3 separate regions of the Homo sapiens genome follow, and regions 1 and 3 are each linked to region 2. A link is a loop called in an ENCODE intact Hi-C map of the cell type or tissue named here. Cell type or tissue: heart left ventricle. All regions are shown on one strand. Links, peaks and the distances in the headings refer to the core of each region. The heading gives the core; the rest is flanking DNA. Region 1 has its middle 33 kb from the start of LYZL4. Region 2 overlaps TRAK1 (trafficking kinesin protein 1). Region 3 holds the start of LOC107986077 (a long non-coding RNA gene).

Evidence for each region. Peaks named below come from ENCODE experiments on the same cell type or tissue, not always from the same donor. Only the 100,000 strongest peaks of a DNase experiment are listed, where the experiment ranks them.
Region 1: a loop joins it to region 2, with 4 times the contacts of the local background. A loop is called at or near these places in 39 of 110 quality-filtered maps.
Region 3: it touches region 2 in a loop (6-fold over the local background); 89 of 110 quality-filtered maps call a loop at or near these places.

Annotation. Positions count from the first base shown.
Region 1 is chr3:42,438,906-42,447,494 of GRCh38, reverse strand. No RefSeq gene overlaps it. Among named protein-coding and RNA genes, the nearest start is that of LYZL4, 33 kb to the right of the region's middle. In heart left ventricle, for the core only: CTCF peaks have their summits at 3,261 and 3,476 (motif pointing right); a DNase peak (open chromatin) is centred at 3,464.
Region 2 is chr3:42,098,842-42,101,341 of GRCh38, reverse strand. All of the region lies in intron 1 of TRAK1 (trafficking kinesin protein 1), which reads right to left. Among named protein-coding and RNA genes, the nearest start is that of TRAK1, 8.7 kb to the right of the region's middle. RefSeq lists an enhancer at 2,404-2,500. In heart left ventricle, for the core only: a CTCF peak has its summit at 1,356 (motif pointing right); DNase peaks (open chromatin) are centred at 111 and 2,121; H3K4me3 peaks cover 439 bases; H3K27ac peaks cover 1,810 bases.
Region 3 is chr3:42,010,446-42,019,034 of GRCh38, reverse strand. LOC107986077 (a long non-coding RNA gene) reads left to right here and starts at 5,466. Exons shown (of 2, transcript XR_001740668.2): 1 at 5,466-5,611; 2 at 6,073-7,017. It also overlaps a transcript of TRAK1 not described here. RefSeq lists enhancers at 3,699-4,200, 4,594-4,733, 5,714-5,783 and silencers at 4,924-4,993, 5,054-5,213, 5,254-5,323, 5,414-5,533. In heart left ventricle, for the core only: a CTCF peak has its summit at 4,775; DNase peaks (open chromatin) are centred at 3,694, 4,794, 5,444 and 5,814; H3K4me3 peaks cover 2,500 bases; H3K27ac peaks cover 2,500 bases.

The DNA.
Region 1 (8,589 bases), core at 2,421-4,920, 340 kb before region 2:
TCTGAGCTTGGAATCTCTTACATCAGTTTCATATTTCGAGGGTGAGAGCACTCTGATCAGCCCACTTGATTTTGAAGCTCACACTGAACCTGTCATCTATGTATGGTCTGGAGGCCAGGTCCACATGTCCACTCATGTGAATGGTAGTGGTAGTAGTAGACATCTTGCCAAGTTGTACAAGGCCCAGAGGCACCATTCCTGTTGTAGTCTAAGGGGTTGTGACCCAGGGATGCCACTCACATAGGATGCCATTCACATGGGATACAATGTGTAAGGTTCTTTGGAGTAGGTACTATAGGGGCCTTAGTAGTGGGGGTGAAGGGCATTTCCCAGAAAATGAGTTTGTAAAAAGTAGTCCAGGTCACAACTATCCACCCAAAGTGCTGAACTGTCCTAGAGTGTGAGGTGGGGCTGGGAGGAATGAGGCTGGACACATCAGCAAGACCCAAAGCACAGAGGGCTTTGTCTGTCTCATTAAGAGTTTTTATCCATTCTTCCACCCAAGTGGGGAAGTTCGTGGAGAAAGGCAAAATTATAAAAGGGGCTTTCGCCTCAGGGCCCCCATCCAAAGCTGACCTTCTGGGTGAGGCCCTGTACTTTGAGCCCTGCTGAACTGTGTCATCCTCATCAAAACTCACCTGTCCCATGTTCCAATTCCTTGACCTTTCTCTTGCACAAGAGCTGGGTAATCTGGTAAATAGCTAACACGTTGATGTTGTAAACCAAAATTAAAATTCTAAGCCCCACAATGGACTGAATGGACCCCTTCTTGGCCAAGGGGATCTCAAAGAAACCTGAAACCCTGATTCAGGTCTTGATGGGAATGTAGGGTTGAACATGCCTCATTATAACCTCCTCCCTTTGGAATTTAGGCACAACTGACCAGAATTAACATTAAAACAGAGATCTTAATAATGGCAAAACAGACTCTTTGTAGCAGTAAGATACAGCATTCCAATGTGACTCTAGTATAGTAACACATGACAGAGAGTAGGCAAAGTATTTTACCCCAAAATATATTTCTTTGATATGTTTTAAAATGGCCCTGCTGAACAGTCTCTTGTGGGGGAAATTTGCATTCTGTAGAGAATCTCTTTCCCTTACCAGGTCTTTTCCAGAGTCTGACACCTTTTAAGGTCTGATAAGAGACATTTGCTATCTATTCTCTCTGAAGCCTGCTACCTGGTAGCATCATCTACATGATAAGAACCTTGGTTTTCACAACCTCCCTTATCTAACCTCAAGAAATCTTCAAATCCACCTATGACCTGGAAGCCCCCTGCTTCAAGATGTCTGGCTTTCTGGGCTGAACCAATGTATACTTTCCATGTTCTGATTTATGCCTTGCCTGTAACTTCTGTCTCCCTAAAATGTAATAAAACCGAAGTGTAACCCAACCACCTTGGGCACAGGTTCTCAGGACCTCCTGAGGTTGTGTCACGGGCCATGGTCCTTAACCTTGGCAAAGTAAACCTCTAAATTGATTGAGACCTGTCTCAGATACTATATGAGTCCATTTTCACACTGCTATTAAAAACTGCCTGAGACGGGGTAATTTATAAATGAAAGAGGTTTAATTGACTCACAGTTCCACATGGCTGGGGAGGCCTCAGGAAACTTGCAATCATGGCAGAAGGCAAAGGAGAAGCAGGCACCTTCTTCACAAGATGGCAGGAGAGAGGGAGAAGGGGGAGGCAGCACACTTTTAAACAATCAGATCTTGTGAGAACTCACTCACTATCACAAGAACAGCATGGAGAAAATCTGTCCCCGTGATCCAATCACCTGGTCCCTCCCCTGACACATGAGGCTTACAATTTGAGATGAGATTTGGGTGGGAATACAGAGCCAAACCATATCATTCTGCCCATGGTCCCTCCCCAGTCTTACCTCCCTCTCACATTTCAAAACCAATCATACCTTCCCAATAGTCACCCAAAGTCTTAACTCATTCCAGCACTAACTCAAACATTCAAGTCCGAAGTCTCATCTGAGACAAAGCAAGTCCCTTCTGCTTATGAGCCTATAAAATAAAAACAAAGTTAGTTACTTCCAAGATACAATGGAGGTACAGGCATTGGGTAAATGTTCCTGTTCCAAATGGAATAAATTGGCCAAAACTTAGGGGCCACAGACCCCATGCAAGTCTAAAACCTGGTAGGGCACTCATTAAATCTCTGTGTGTGTATGTGTGTGTGTGTGTGTGTGTGTGTGTGTGTGTGAGAGAGAGAGAGAGAGAGAGAGAGAGAGAGACAGTCTCACACTGTCACCCAAGCTGGAATGCAGTAACATGATCTCGGCTCATTGCAACCTCTGCCTCCCAGATTCTCATGCCTCAGCCACCCACTCGAGTAGTTGGGATTACAGGTGGGCACCACCACACCGGCTAATTTTTGTATTTTTAGTAGAAACGGTGTCTCCATGTTGGCCAGGCTGGTTTTGAACTCCTGGCCTTAAGTGATCTGCCCACCTCAGCCTCCCAAAGTGCTGGGATTACAGACGTGAGCCACTGCACTGGCCTCATTAAATCTTAACACTCCAAAATAATCTCCTTTGACTCCATGTTCCACATCCAGGACACGCTGAGGCAAGGGGTGGGTTCCCAAGGTTTTGGACAGCTTTGCCTCTGTGGCTCTGCAGGATACAGCCCCTGTGGCTGCTTTTGCGGGCTGGTTTTGAGTGCCTGTGGCTTTTCCAAGGGCATGGTCCAAGCTGTTGGTGGATCTACCATTCTGGGGTCTGGAGGACGGTGGCCCTCTTCTCACAGTTCCACTGGGCAGTGCCCCAGTGAGGGCTTTGTGTGGGGGCTCCAACCCTACTTCCGGTACCAATTTTCTGTATTAGTTTGTTTTCATGCTGCTATAAAGGACTACTGGAGACTGGGTAATTCATAAATAAATGAGGTTTAATTGACTTACAGTTCCTCATGGCTGAGGAGGCCTCAAGATACTTACAATCATGGTAGAAGAAGGAGAAGCAAGCACCTTCTTCACAAGGTGGCAGGAGAGAGAGAGAGAAGGGGGAAGTACCACAGTTTTAAACCATTAGATCTCATGAGAACTCACTATCACGAGAACAGCACAGGGAAAATCTGTTCCCATGATCCAATCGCTTCCCACTAGGTCCCTCCCTTGACATATGGGGATTACGGTTAGAGATGAGATTTGGGTGAGGATACAGAGCCAAACTATATCAGATATTTTTTGATTTACAATGTGTTAGCAACACATACAAACCTTGGCCAACATTGATCTCAAAGTGCCTTTATTTGAAGGAGAGATTGATCCCGCGATCAGATTCAGATTAGAATCCAAGCCCTCTGGGTACAAGGTTTCCAGAGAGCCTTTGGGACCCTGTCGCATTCCACTGATCAGGCTGCCCTGTGGCAGTCCTCTGTTCTGAGCACACCCTTTCCATCTCTGTCCCATTGGCTTCAGTGAGAGCCCCAGCCATGGGCCATGTGGCAGCATCACCAGTAGGTGGCAGTGGCGCCACGTTCCTAAGGCTTTAGGCAATCCGTGTAATAAAAGGAGAGGAGCATGAGGAATGGAGCCCAAGCTTTGGAGCTACCCAGTAAAATGGGAATTACTGCTTTGTCACTTAGTGGTTGTAGGCCTTGGGTAAAGGGCTGGATTTGTGCCTGAGATTCTTCCTCTATACTGATAAATTTGTGTAGTTGTCAGAACTAATTGTGTCATTGTAGCAGCTTTCAAGCTAAGCTTCAATCTTCCAGAATCATAATTTACTGAGGCTTGTTATGTTTAGGTTTAGGCTTGCTGTAAGATCTTTACATCTATTAATTCATTTATTCCTCAGAAAAGCCTGCAAAACATACCCTGTTATCCTCATTTTCTAGGTGGGGAAACTGAGGCACATAGAGGCTCAGCAACTTGTCCAACATCATGCAGATAATGTAAGGCAGAGCTGGGATTTGAACCCAGTAAGTCGGCTTCAGAGCTCTCTTGTATAACTGCTTGGCTATACCACATCTAACACCAGGGGGTGTTTTGGTCGGCTCCCATGTTGCTGTCACTAGCTACAGCCCATGGCAGAGTACGTGTTTTCTGATGAAGAAGGAAGACAGCAAAATCAGAAAAAATACAAAGAGAGATGCTTCTTCATCACACCACCCCAAAGCCTTGTCAACTTTCCAGACTTCGTGACCCATGGACCTAAGATTCTGCTGAAAGAGTCTTCCACAAGACGTTAATATTTTCTGCAGCTGGGAGAAACAGCTCCCACCACTCTTGCAAATTACTTCCACTCCAAATGAGAAGCAGTCCTGCAGCCTGGCTGCTTAGAATATGTGGGGATTTGCGAGGGAGGCATTGCTGGCACTCTTCTGGGGCCATTACTTCCCTTTGGTGCCCATCCTGAGTGTCCAAAATGCATCGCCTAATCCCCCTTCACACATCTTGATGTGTTCCTGCATTCCTGGCAGACTACTGCTGATGCCAATGATGGCAGGAGACTCCTGAGCACTCGCTGTGGTGGGCTCACCATCTCCATGGTACTGGCAATGTCTTTGCCTTGCACTGCCCTCACATCACAAGGCTGCTGCAGCGGGCTCCTGCTCTGGAATCCCTCAGCCCATGCATTGCTGTGGTTGCCCTGCAGGAGACGCTGCCACAGCCTCCCAGGCTGGAGCTCCATGTGCTGACCTAGCCAGGACCAGGCCCTCAAGGCCCAGGTAAGGATATGGTGCCAGCCCTTGGGACTCCTCTGAGAACTCACCATGTGGAGCAACTGGAACACTCATAGACCGCCTGGAGGAGTGTGAAATGCTACAACCACTTCAGAAAATTACTTGACAGTTACGTAAAAAGTTAAGTGTTTACTTGCCTTATAACTTAGGTCGATCTGTCCTATAATTATCCTCCTAGGCATTTAATCAACAGCAGTGAAAAGCAATATCCGCATCCAGTATTGTGCAAAAATATTCGTGAGATTTTATTCATAATAGTTCAAGACTGGAAACACACTAGGTGTCCCTCAACAGATGAATGGACAAATTATGGTGTATTCCTGTAATGGAATACACCTCACAGCAATAAGAAGAAATGAATGACTGATGCACCCCACAGGAATGAATCTCACAGACATAATGCTGAATGAGAGAACCCAGACACAAAAGAGGTTATGCTCTATGATCCCATTTATATGAAGCTCTAGAAAATGCAAACTAACCTATCGTGATAGAAATCAGAACAGTGATTTGCTTCAAAATGGGAGGTAGAGGAATTGGGGGCAGATTCCTGGGAACTTCTCTGTATCTCAGCCTCCAGCCTCCTCAGCCCTTTGCAGATACCTTAAGATGCCGCACACCCTACTTTGTTGGCTCCATCCATGGTGAGCTGGGGGAGAGATTTGGGCAGCGGTAAAATCTACTACAGACCTATAATTCCAGGGACTTTAAAATTCCAGAGGCTGTGTAACAGGGAATGTTATCAATTCTCAACAGTCATTTTCTTCTTTTATTCCTGATTGTAGCTGGGCACACTGCCAATCAGCCAAGTGATTACTTACTCCAGCTTCTCTTGCAGCAAGATGAGACTGTGTCACTAAGAGATGGCATATGTGACTTTCCAGAAGAGGGAAAGAACTGCTCTTTTTCCTCCTTCCTCCCTCTTGCTGCTTGGAACACATATATAATGGCTGAGGCTCCAGCAGCCCTCTTGGACCACAAGTTTGAAAGTCACCTGCAGTGAACGCAGAGGGAATTCCAGAAGGAGCTTTATGGAACTGTTACAACAGTCCTGACCTGCCTGCCTCTGGAATTTTGTTGTTGTTGTTTAACAAAATAAAATAAAATTCTGTGTTTTGGCCACTGTGAATTGGGGTTTTTGGTTACTTGCGGTCACACTCAACCCCAAGTGATACAGATTGCAGAGTACGGAAGTTTAAGGGTACAGATTCAGGAACCAAACTGCTGGGCTCACACTCCAGTTTTGCCACCTGCCAACTAGGTGAGTCTGGGATACTCACATGACTTCTTTGCTTCTGTTCCCTCATGAGGAAAATGGAGATAAAAATGCCTACCTCATAGGACTGTTGCAAGGATTAGAAGAGCTGACAGAAGAGAATATAATGCACTTAGAAAATAGTAAGCATCAAGTTCTGTGAACAGTTCCTGGGATAGCAAGTGCTCAGTAAGTATGGACTTTTATTGTTTTTGTGTGGAGGCACATGGTGTGTGTGCATGCATGTGCAATCTTGTCTGCATGACCCTATCAATCCCTACTGGTGTTGTCTGATGAAACTGTCACCCCTCTGACGCCCATGGAATGCTCCCTGCAGGTGGCAACTGCGTCCTCCTCATTTCGACTTCTAAGCCCTCACCCAGAAGTGGAGTCTCATGCTTCCTCGGAGGCAGAGCTTTTCCTTCTCCTGTTGCAGGCTCCGCCAGGCACCCCATGGTTTCTCTCCCCAGCATCGCTTCTTTGTCTTTGTCTTCCTCACCTGCTGGGGTGAGGAGGCTCTTTAGGTTTCCCCTAGAAAGGAGGTGCAAATCGGGATGCCAGATTTAGCAAATAAAAATACATATCACCCGGTTAAATTTGAATTTCAGGTAAACGATAAGTAGTTTTTTATTGTAAGTATGTCCCAAATATTGCTTTTTTTTTTTTTTTTTTGAGACGGAGTTTTGCTCTGTCACCCAGGCTGGAGTGCAGTGGCAAAATCTTGGCAAACTGAAACCTCCACCTCCCAGGTTCAAGCGATCCTCCTGCCTCAGCTTCCCAAGTAGCTGGGATTACAAGCATGCACCACAATGCCCAGCTAATTTTTGTATTTTCAGTAGAGGGGGCGTTTCACCATGTTGGCCAGGCTGGTCTCAAGCTCCTGACCTCAAGTGATCCATCTGCCTCAGCCTCCCAAACTGCTGGGAATACATGCGTGAGCCACCCTGCCCAGCCCCAAACATTGCATTTTATCTGGCAGCTCTAGGCATGGTCCCTAGGATCCCCCACCCCACTCTGCACCCATCTGAGGTCTCTGCTGTATTCTTCATCCCCTATTGGTGACAGGTGGGTGGGTTGGGGAGCAGGGCCATTTTCAGGGAAGCTCCTATTTTCTTTCTCTCTTGCTGCCCCTTATCATTCTCTCCCCACCTCTGCCCTGAGAAACTTCCTCTCTTCTGAAGCAGGCAAAACTAGCCCTGATCTATATCTCAGGCCTTGGAAGTTTCTAGGTTACCTGTAAATTTCCTTTGGGTTCTTACAACTCAAAGTTGACTTTCCAAATTCAAAAGCCAAGCCAAGATTTTGACTCCCTTCTTCTCCCATCCCTGCTGTATCAACCCTTCCCTGCTGGAAGTCTTTGCTGTTGGGGCTGAGGAAGAACTGGGATGCATGAGGAAATGCAGCAAACATTTCCAAGTATCTTCCAGCAACACACAGAGGGACTTGTTGAAATCTCCCCACAGTTCCATTCTTATTCCTGTCCCAACTCTTTGTTTCCATGGCCACTAGGGTGTTTTCTGTCACCATTATCAGTCTGTTAAAGGACAAGTGCACCTGGTTTATTCACATCTTTCTCCCCTATTATCTGTCAGAAAATACAACAATCAGCTCTTTATGTTGCTTCCCAGAGGGCACTGCCATTGTGTCTGCTCTGTCAGCCAATGCCAAATGCATCACAGCAGAGAATCCCAGCCCATCCATCTGCCGTGTGATCAGGACTGAGATGAGAAGGGAGAGGAGGCTTCAGGGACTGTTGGAAATTGAGAAGTGCTTTCTTCCAGCCAAGCACAACTTCTGGCAGATGTTGCTGCAATGTCCCTGCATCTCTTCCTAATGGAGCATCTGCCCAGTAAGCTTAGAACATGTCTCTGCAGACGTGTTCAGGAGACTGAGGAGACCTGGGCATGACGTTACCTACACGGCACAGTGAACCAGCGAGACAGAGGGACACGGGCAGCTAATTCTGGCGAGTGTTCCTCCTCAGCCATCAGGCTAAAAATGTACCCATTTGTGTAAGACATAGGCCTTAGTCACTGAAGAAAGTGAATGTGTGATGAAGAGAAGCGTCCTACACTTGGCAAACTTGCTGAGAATTCACACTTTCTGAATCAAAGTCACTGACATTTTTGGAAGATCCAAATTTAATCAAGGCATTTTCAAAAGATTCAAACTGAATCAGAAAGACATGAGGCCCCATTAGTGACACGAATCTCGATGACTAGTTGGAATTGCATTTGCTAGGAAGCATAATTTTCACTGAAGGTGACAGAAAATTCAATTTCGTAGGATTTGGGAGGGGGGCCTGTTTGAAGTTACATCATTAGGATCAATTAGAAAAGAACAGTTACGCCTGAGATACCGTGTATGTTCCAATGTGGAGCATGCAATTTCTTGGGAATAGGGTGGGCAGAGGTTTTGAAAGGCATTGTTTAAGCCTTGAGGATTGTAGATTCAAACAAAACCTTATTTAAAAGCCAAATATGCACAATACGAAAGTGAGCTGCTTTGAGGAGCAGGCCTGGAGGTGGCTCTCTGTCCCCATCTGGTATTTGCCATATCTGCCTGTTTGTTAATTATTCCTCCCCCTGCTAGAGTGTCAGTTTCATACCAGCAAGACTTTGACTTGTTC
Region 2 (2,500 bases), core at 1-2,500:
CTCTTGCTATGGTTCACTATTTGCCCAATATGGGCAAAATATTTCACAACTCTGTGACTTCAGGCTGGGCCACATGATTCGCTGTGGCCGGCATAACTCCATGTCCAGTGGGAGGCTCTAAGCATGCCTGTGTGGCGTGGTTGGGTCTGTCCTCTTGAGCTCTTGTCCTCTGCCCAGAGGAGAACATGTCCTTAGGTAGGTCCCAACTTTGTGGCCCAAATCCCCAAATAAGAGACAAACAAAGCCAATCCTCAGATGACCCATGTCTGTGAGCAAGAAATAAATGTTGTAGGAACCACTAGGATTTGGAGGCTGTTAGCACTCCTACAGCAACACTTGACTAACACACAGCTAATTTAAAGTCCTGTAAAGTTGGCCAGGCGTGGTGGCTCACGCCTGTAATCCCAGCACTTTGGGAGGCTGAGGCGGGTGGATCACCTGAGGTCAGGAGTTCGAGACAGCCTGGCCAATATGGTGAAACCCTGTCTCTACTAAATATACAAAAAAATTAGCCAGGTGTGGTGGCAGGTGCCTGTAATCCCAGCTACTGGGGAGGCTGAGGCAGGAGAATCACTTGAACCCAGTAGACAGAGGTTGCAGTGAACCGAGACTGTGCCATTGCACTCCAGCCTGGGCAACAAGAACAAAACTCTGTCTCAAAATAAATAAATAAAGTCTTGTAAAGTACAATCACTGACAGCTCGAATAAAGTTCACTACATGGGAATGAAATTACACCCCCATCAGAATCTCCTTACATGAGTCTACACAAGAAAAACATGGCCACACTTGGCTATAATGACACCGTCCCTTACAAAAACTACTTCTGGAATTAGTTCCAGTAAACAGAGTGGATGGGAAGAGAATAAAGGTAGATGGAACAAGGCAGGAGAAAAGATGAGATGGGAGAAGATTTCTTTTCTTCTACACAACTAAGTTACCTGCCTCACCTGTCACCATTTTTTTATTTAAGAAAGACAAGGTCTCTTGCTCTGTCATCCAGGCTGGAGTGCAGTGGCACAATCATGGCGCACTGTGGCCTCTACACCCTGGGCTCAAGTGATCCTCCCACCTCAGCCTCCCAAGTAGCTGGGACTACAGGGCATGCACCACCACACTGGCTAAGCTTTGTATTTTTTGTAGAGATGGGAGTCTCACTATGTTGCCTTCATAGTGGCTGGCTTCAAATTCCTTGGCTGAAGCGATTCTCCTGCCTCGGCCTCCCAAAGTGCTGGAATTACAGGTGTGAGCCACTGGTCCTAACCCTGGCAGTCTCTGCCTACGATTAACTCCCCTTTCCTTCAATCCATTCCAAAAGTTGCAAAAACCTGTCTCCTGTTGCTAGTGCATCTCTGGCCCACTAGATGGTGCTGCATCCTCACCTGGACAGGCCCATTCTTTACCACACATCCCAGGCAGCCTGAATTCAAATTAAAGGCAAAGGAAGAGACACTGGGCACAGAAAACTTCCAGGCCCTGTCACAAAGTCAGCTTTGCCCCTTCTCATTTCTACTCACATAAATAGGGAGAAACAACAGTTAAAATAGCACTGGGCAATGAGTTCAAACCTGAAGGTATGACAACCTGAATGGTCTACGGTCAGGATTTTTCAAAGCTGAACAAAAGAGCATAATTATATTTATGAGATAAGCTGAAACCGAACATGTTGGTTTGGGAAAGTGAACAGAATTCCTACTAAGAGAAGAACGTCAGAGCCCCTCAGCATGACTCTCCCTCTCTGCGTGGCTGGGGTTTGAAGGAGGGGCCCCTGCCCACAGGCTTAGCTCACCATCGTCTTTCCAACCATTTCCATCTCTCCCACTAAGAAGGTTCAGTTCGTACCACGCAAACGTTCCATCATCTAGGTCAAAATCAAACTAGGGTTTAAACCTCCTGGAAGGTCAAGATTAGGGTCTTGCTCTGAGCTGCCGCACTCAGGTCTGGAGTTGGTGCCAGCATCCTCTGGCTCCTTGGGCCACCTCCCCCTCTCATTTCCTCCCATTTGCCTTTAAAAATCCTTGCTCGCTTGAGACTCAGGCCATCCAGCTGGGTTACCCCCGCCTATGCCCACTCGTCCACCCATCAGCAACTCCGCCCCGGTAGAGGTTGGCGGCCGTCCTCTCCACCGAGTGCAGCCACTCATCCAGGCTGCCACTGCCACCCCTACACCTGACACCACCTGACTCCCCAGCTCTCAAGTCTGGGACCTCCACGGCCCTCCTATCACATGCCACTTCTGCCAGCCACACCCGGGCCACCTCTGAAATCTGGAATTTAGATACCCCCTCCCTGACTGCAACCCCCTTCCCCCACAGCTCTCCCTCAGTTATCCCCGCTATTCCATGGAGACCCCCAGCCCCTCAATTCCTCTGCATGGCCTCTACCGCCCACTTCCTGTCCAGCTGGAATCCCCCAGCCCTTTGGCTCCAGCAACGCTGGTGCCTAAGGCTCGGCCTCCCTCACTCTCGTGGGACTTTCACGGCACCCATACAGCAAAACCC
Region 3 (8,589 bases), core at 3,465-5,964, 86 kb after region 2:
TTCTCCTTCCTCAGCCTCCCGAGTAGCTGGGATTACAGGCGTCCACCAGCACGCCCAGCTAATTTTTGTATTTTTAATAGAGACGGGGTTTCACCATGTTGGCCAGGATGGTCTCGATCTCATGACCTCGCAATCCACCTGCCTCCACCTCCCAAAGTGCTGGGATTATAGGCGTAAGCCACCACACTCAGCCATTAATATGCATTTTAAGTGACATAAATCAACCTGCATCTATGTAACGGAAGATAGGATTTGCTAATAGTTCATCTGTATCAACATAAATTAGTAGACGGTGACATCTTTTAATCAACATAATCATGTTATCTAGTAACTAATTCTAGTCATTAAGGAGGAATGCAATAAGTGCTCTGAATAGTATGCTAAAGAGATACTTTTCGAAAATGTCAAGCCACTTAGTCCACATGTTCACAGTTATTTTCTCCTACTTCTTAAAAGAAAAAAAAGATTTTTAAAGTCACCTGAGTACCCACAGCATGGTCTTATTTAACATTCAAATGTGGATAATTTATACTGTGATGGAGCATCCTTGTCGGATGTTAGTACAAAATCCACTTCCTCTGGATAGACTATCCTCTCCTGTTGAATGTCCTGGAACTAGAGGAGACCCTAGAAATAATCCAGCTCCACGATTCCCAAACTGGGGTACATGTGCTTATGCTGGGGATTCCCCAGAACCTCAGGGAAAACAAGGTACATTTTCCTTAAGAGCACTTTTTGACTCAGACAGCAATATTTTTTTTTTTTTTTAGATGGGGTCTCGCTCTGTCACCTAGGCTAGAGTACAATGGTGCAATAATGGCTCACTGCAGCCTCAATCTCTTGGGCTCAAGAGATTCTCCCACCTCAGCCTCCCTAGTAGCTGGAACTACAGGTGCACATCACCACACCTGACTAATTTTTCTTTTGTCTTTTTTTTTTTTTTTTTTGTAACAATGAGGTCTCACTATGTTGCCCAGGCTGGTCTCGAACTCCTGGGCTCAAGTGATCCTCCCACCTCAGCATTCTAGGAAGGGCTATTCCCAGCTTCACCTGTTACATAGCAAGAACCTGTCTCTATTTAAGAAAAAAAAAGTGTTTAAGGAAGTCCAAACAGGCTGCCTACAGGCACACTGCCTATGAGTTAGCCCTGCTCTGCAAGGAACAGCACTGTAAAATAAAAATAATAAATTTTGAAAACAAAAAAATTAAGTCCAAACAAGGATTTCAAGAGCTCCCCTCCCACCCCATTCCACCCTGTTTCACCTCAGGTGCACTATTAACAATAATAATTAAATAAATTTCTCACTATAATGAATCATACTACACAGCCTTTCATAAAATGCCTATCATAGCCTTTAAGCAGCTCAACATCATTGGTATTCTGTGTAACTCAGGAGACATCCAGTTTTACACATATGCAATTATTTACTGTCTCTTCACTAAAATTTGCACTTTTCAACACTGCAAGTGGCCTCCACTTAGATACATCTAAGAAGACAAGTCAGAATAGGGAACATTTGTTTGAAAAGAAGGGGGGAAAAGGAGGTGAGAAGCCAGAAGACCCATTCATTCAACAGTGTATCTCTGTCTAACAACAGTGTATCTCTGTCCAAGAATAAAATAAAACCTAAGAACCCACATAAGCCCTTGGGTTCTATCTCCATCTTTTAAAAAGAACATCCTCTTGTCTTTCCCTACAAAAATCACAGTGCATGCCAAATATAGATGAGTTAAATAAATCTGAGTCCATTTTCTTTTGTTTTGTTTTGTTTTTGAGACAGAGTCTCACTCTGTCGCCCAGGCAGGAGTGCAATGGCACAATCTTGGCTCACTGCAACCTCCACCTCCTGGGTTCAAGCAATTCTCCTACCTCAGCCTCCCACGTCGCTGGGATTACACACGCATGCTGCCACGCCCGGCTACTTTTTTTGTGTTTTAGTAGAGACGGGGTTTCACCATGTTGCCCAGGCTGGTCTCGAACTCCTGAGCTCAGGCAATCCACCTGCCTTGGCCTCCCAAAGTGCTAGGATTACAGGTGTGAGCCACCGCAGCCAGTGGTCAGAGTCCATTTTCAAAACCAAGGGTCACAGAATCATATATGTGAAGAGGCTGGTCATGGTACTTTAAAGTTTATCAAACTTCCCGACCATACAGTATTAAGCTCTGGCATGCACAAAAGGCTTTACTGAATATCTGCAACTCTCAGTGAGTTTAAATGACTGTTCGCCCTCCAATGCCTTTCTTACTTGAGCCCCAAAGGGTAAAAAAAGAACTGTCCCTTGCAGAAAAACTGGCCACCTATCTGCTTACTCTCCTTGGCTCTCTTATGAGCTATATGGTGCTACAGAACAATCGCATCTATAAAAACTCCGACAGCTGACGGAGAGGAGAATGCCCAAGGTCTGTTCTCTACCTTGGGAGCACGAAGTCAAGATGGAGAGCCCAGATGGTTAATTCAAGAATCACCAAACAATTACAGAGGCCTACTATATACAAGGTCAGAGGCAGGGACTCAGAATGCAACGACAGGGACTGGGAGTGGTGGCTTGCGCCTATAATCCCAGCACTTTGGGAGGTCATGGCCAGCAGATCACTCGAGGTCAAGAGTTTGAGACCAGCCTGGCCAAAGTGGTGAAACCCCGTCTCTACTAAAAATACAAAAATTAGCTGGGCGTGGTGGCAGGTGCCTGCAATCCCAGCTACTCGGGAGGCTGAGGCCAAAGAATCACTTGAACCTGTGAGGTGGAGGCCGCAGTGAGCCAAGATCGCACCACTGCACTCTAGCCTCGATGACAGAGCGACACTCTGACTCAAAAAGAAAAAAAAAAACAAAAAACCAGAATGCAATGACAGGAACAAAGTCCACTTAAGATGGCAAACCTTAAGGTGTTGTTAGTTTGGAAAGTGAAAGTTTAAGAACTCCATTCAATGTGAATAGTGCTCTATTATTTTTGAAAGCCCTTTTATTTTTATGTTTTTTGTTTTTGTTTTTGTTTTTGAGATGGGGTCTTGCTCTGTCGCCCTGGCTGAAGTGCAGTGGCGGGATCTTGGCTCAATGAAACCTCTGCCTCCCGGATTCAAGCTATTCTCCTGACTCACCCTCCTTAGTAGCTGGGATTACAGGTGCCCATCATCATGCCCAGCTAATTTTTGTATTTTTAGTAGAGACGGGGTTTCACCATGTTGGCCAGGCTGGTCTCGAACTCCTGACCTTAAGTGATCCACCTGCCTCAGCCTCCCAAAATGCTGGGAATACACGCACAAGTCACCATGCCCGGCCCAAAGCTCTTTTATATTACCTGATTTGACCCTCATAATAAACCTATAAAACAATAATTACTATTATATGCTTTATTATCCCTGTTGGGGCTCAAAAAGCTTACCAAATTACAAACCCAATCATGTTGGAAGGAGACCTGAAAACGCTCCCATGTCATTCAGTCAAACTTTTACAGACACCTCCATTTAAAACATTGTCTCCCAGAGAGGGGAGAGCAGGACAGAGAGGTTAAGTAAGGTCACACAGCCAATAGAGAGGAGTTGGAATTTCAGTCCAGGTTTCCCACTCCAAGACCACAGAGAAGGAGAAGCAACACAGCCAGAGTGGAGACACCCTCAAGCGAGCGCTGGGGATGGGAAACTGGTCCCTGGGGCATCAAACAGGAAACGGCTGGTGCTGGGGCCAAGCTGAAACCCAACTGTTGCCAAACTCGCAGCCCTGAGACAAGGGCTTTAAACCGATTCAGCATCCCCCAGAGCCGGGCTCAGCTTTCCAGCTGGCTTAGGCTACACTGGGCTGGGAACCTCTGTGACAAAGCTGAGGTCCAAGATCAAAGAGCAACCGAGTATGACCATTCCAAACCGAGAGACAGAGGGGAAGGCGCCATCTGTCACTCCAGGTCCAACTCTCCAAACCTACCAGTCAAGCTCCCAGCCTGTTGTCCCTTCACTCAATCTGGGGAGACCCTCCCCAGTGCAGACTGGCTCCAGGGCTAATCAGAGCTTAGTCTGAGCACCTTCCTCTTCGCTGCTCTTGTAGTTGGAAATTGGAAAGGACCCTGGAACTAGACCGTTTCCCTATGGTAACCTCCACTCTCCTTCCAGATAAACAAAAGACCCTCCAGAAAAGGTTACCAGTCCCGAATACACACTCACAGACAGTATTGACAACGTTTACACTTTTGAAGCAAATAAAGTTCCAGTGAAGCATATCAGAAAAAAAAAAAAATCAGCGGTCCAACGACGAATACTCTGAAGGCTCTCAAAGCGGACGCTAATTTCAGTGTCTGAACAAGTGCAGCCACGGGTTCTAAAACAGGCAAGCTTAAAGCGGAAGGGGCACCCAGCACCAGCCTCAAGAGCAGGCCGACTTTTAACATCTTTCCTGAAACACAACTTTACAAAAGAAGAAACGATACAGTTCATTACATTTGTTTTTACCTGCAAGAGCTTGACCTTGGAGACTAGAAAAGAACTTTAAAAATCAGGTCAAGAAAGTGACAAAGTAAACTTGTTAACTCTCAAGGATGCAAAGGAGGGCTCTAAAGGCTCTCTGCTCTCTGACACGCTCAGATGATGTCATTTTCATCAAGTTTTGCGGGTGAGTGGGAATCGGGGTGCTGCCCGCGCTCAGCTCCAGGCTCTTTGAAGGTCGCCTCACTGTCACCTCGGAGTGCCGGAGCGCGGAATCCAGGCCACGCGGCGTGGCCGACACGATGCCCTAGGGGCACTTTTCCGGGCTCCGAGGGCCTCCTGCAGGTGCGGCCGGTGCATTAGGAGGGCTGTCCCCGCAGGGTCCCGGCGCCCGGCCTCTCACGCCGCCACTATCTCACGCGGACACTCCCAGAACACCCGTGTCCTTCCCCAGCCCCTGGGCCCGAGGCGCAGGCGGCGCGGGTGAGCGGACCCCTGGCTTACCCGCAAGAGGTGCACGGAGCGCAACCCGGCAGCAGGCGCGGTGCCGGGGGGCCTCGGTGGGGGCTTCCTCCGCGTCGTTCTCGGCCCGGCCCCGGCCGCCCGGCGGCTTCGGTTCCCTCCGCTGCAGCCGGCCGGGCGGCACGGGGGCACTCGCGGGGGCTCCGCTCTGGCGCCGCCGCCTCCTGCTGCCCGCCTGCCGCTCTGGCGCTCCTGGGCTCGGAGTCCGGGGTTCCGAGACGCGGGGGTCGTCGGGGCGTTCGAGACTCTCGGGGACGCTAAGGCTGCGCTCCGGCTCTCCCGCGCGCGGCCCCACTCTGGGGGACGCCTCGCTTGAGGCGCGCGGGCGTCAAGGGCTCGGGGCGCGCGGGGGCGGCGGCCGGGTGGGCCCCGGGGCGGCGGGCGGGGGCGCTGCTGCGGACGCGGGCACTGTTGCGGGCGCCGCCGCGCGGCCTCTCGCCATGGCTCCCCCGCGAGCGGGCGGCTTGCACCTCCCCTCCGCGCTGCCGTCACCGCCCGACGCGCGCCGAGCCCTCCCCCTTCCCAGCCCCGCCCGCCGCCCCGCGCCGCCACCTGCGGGCCGCCCTCCAGGATGCCCGCCGGCCACGTCCTAGTCGCCTGGAGCCGCGCCCCGCCTTCCTCGCCCGCGGCTGCCCCTGCACTTTTACCCACGCCGTGGGGCACAGAGAAGTATCCGGTAAAGACCTGGATCCGGAAAAGCTGATCACATCCCTCCCCGAGCGCTTATTTACTTCTAGCACTTCTCGGGGTCCTTCCAGAGTCAGTCTAAGAGAAGGATGGGACCCCCGCGGCCCGGGGCGCTGATTGTCGTGAACACAGTGGAAGTCCAGGCGTTCTGTTCCTGCAGGGCGGGCTGTCTCCTAGCAAAGCCGCCCTTAGGCTTAAATGGAGGGAGGATGGAGCCGGGGACGGGGGGAAGGCTGGAGGGGATGGAACTGGCTGTTGGACTAAGATGCCACCAAAGGGTGACAGGCAGGGGGCTGGCGGACAGCAGAGAGGGGATCAGGAACCGATCCAGGAAGTAAGAGCTCACAGGCCACTCTATTATGCAAATCACTTGTGGACGGTTTAACAGGGAACAACCCACATGATCTCATTTCCAGTTGAGGCTACTGAGTCTACTTCTTTTCAACCCAGGGGTCATAGAGGACATTGGGAGGACTTGAAGAAGACTCAGACCAGAACCAAAGGTGTAAGGAAACTAAACCCTGCAAAACCTGATTTCTCATACTGGCATAGACTTGACTTGAAGAGATCATCAAGTGTATAGTGAAGATTGGCTCAGGCAAGAATCATCCATGAATGCTTACTCTAGGGGGCTGTTACTGGCTGGCAGATATTTGTCTGGGTTGATGTGTCTCCCCATAGATGGTTTAGACCTGTTAGTAGCAAAAGCGGAAATAGTAACTATACAAAGAGGCAGGCAGACAGCATCTTAACCAGGTGATCAAAATTTACATCACCAATGAGAGCAGATGGATATCATGTCCACATCAGCTATGCAGTATTCCTGGGGACAATGCATAACCTGAATCATGATAGTGAAACATCGGACAAACCCAAAATGAGGAACATCTATTAAAAAGAGGAAGGGTCTGTATTATTCAAAAATGTCAAGGTCATTAAAATCAAAAGAAAGCTTGGGAAATGTTCCAGATTAAAGGGTGCAAAAGAGTCAGGGCAGCTAAATGCCATGCCTGATCCTAGACTGCATCCTGTGCTAGAGGAGGGGAAATACATCACGGACATTCCAGCTGACAAAATCAGAATCCATGTAAGAGATTAAAGTATTGGATCAATGTTAAATGTACTGATGTTGATAACTTCCACTGTAATTATGTACAAGAATATCTAATTCTTGGGAAATACACACTAAAGTATCTTGAAAGGGTAAAGGTCATAATGTATGCAGCTTACCTTCAAATGATTCAGGGGAAAAAAAATCTTGATAGGAAAAAATGATAAAGCCAAGTGGGCAATAAAGGTAAGGTGCATATTATCAGTGAATCAGCATATAGAGTGTACTTGAACATTTCTGTAAGTTTGAACTTATTTCCAAATAAAAAGATTTGGAAAAATCCATCAAGTTGGGGAATGAAGTAAGGTGGAAAGAAAGCAGGTATGATATAAAAGGGCAACACAAGGGATCCTTGTGAATTTGGAACTGTTAAACATCTTGAGTATGGTAGTACAGGTGATAAAATTATCTAGAACTTAATATACACACAAATGAGTACAAGTAAAACTGGGAAAATCTGAATAAGATAGGTAAATTGTATCAATGTCAATATCCTAGTTATGATATCATATTAAGGTTTTGCAAATGTTGTCATTGGGGGAAACTAGGCCAAATATATATATGTGTGTGTGTGTGTGTATTTTTTTTTTCCCAAGACGGAGTTTTGCTCTTGTTGCCCAGCCTGGAGTGCAATGGCACAATCTCAGTTCACTGCAACCTCCACCTCCCAGGTTCAGGGAATTCTCCTGCCTCAGCCTCCTGAGTAGCTGGGATTACAGGCGTGCACCACCATGCCTGGCTAATTTTTGCATTTTTAGTAGGGATGGGGTTTCACCATGTTGGTCAGGCTGGTCTCGAGCTCCTGACCTCAGGTGATCCACCTGCCCCAGCCTCCCAAAGTGCTGGGATTACAGGCATGAGCCACCGCACCTGGCCCAAATATATTATTTCTTAGAAATGAATGTGAATCTACCATTATCTCAATGCAATTTTTAATTACAAAAAAAATCATTTTTAATTACAAAAAAACTGTATGTAAATGGGCATGCCCATCAGGGAGCATGCCAGAGCAGATATGCTGGAGCTCTCATAGTGGATCTAGAATAGACATGGTGCTGTTACCAACAGTGAAGGCTTTCAAGAAAAAAAAAAAATTAGACTATTTGAAGTATAACTGACCGATCAGATTCCTTCCAGTTCTGTAATTTAACAATCCTAGAGCTGGGGGTTCTTTGAGATCATCTAGTCCAACCTACTCATTTTCTGGAAACTGTGGGCAGAAAAGTAGTGTGTGTCCACAGGAGCATCAAATTAGCGGTAGACCCGTTAACTACTGCTTGTCTGCCAAATATGTTCTACTTTCTTTACACCTTTACCAGCTGTCTGTCACTCCCTATATCTATGAGATTCAGTTAAGGCTGGTAGAAAATTTTGAAGTCATTCATTCTTTGGAGTCCCTGATTTGTTCTGTAGTGCCAGATGACAGGCATGTGGATTCTGCCCCTGAGGAGTAGGGACCAGTTTTCCTCTCCTACTCTCAGCTTGGAGGAAGCAGATGGCAGGCGGGGCCCCAGTGACAGCCCCAGTTCTGGGCCTGACTGAGCTGATGAACTACTTGGAGCAGCTGCTGACCTGCTGCTGCTGGAAGCCAGTGGAACAGGAACCTGGGAGGGAAGCAGAATGGATACAAGAAAGGAAAACAGTAATTGCCCTGGTAAGTCCTCCCTTCATCCAGCATGAGGCAGAAGTAGCTGCAACAGAGGCAACTGGCTTCCCTTGAGCCACAGATAGCCACTGTATTCTTTCCTTTTGTTGAATCAAATCGAAATTAATCTATGTTTACTTGCATTTGCCAGGCCCTCGTTAGTAACTGTGGGAAAATACAAAATAGAATATCTGATCCCTACCCATTAGGA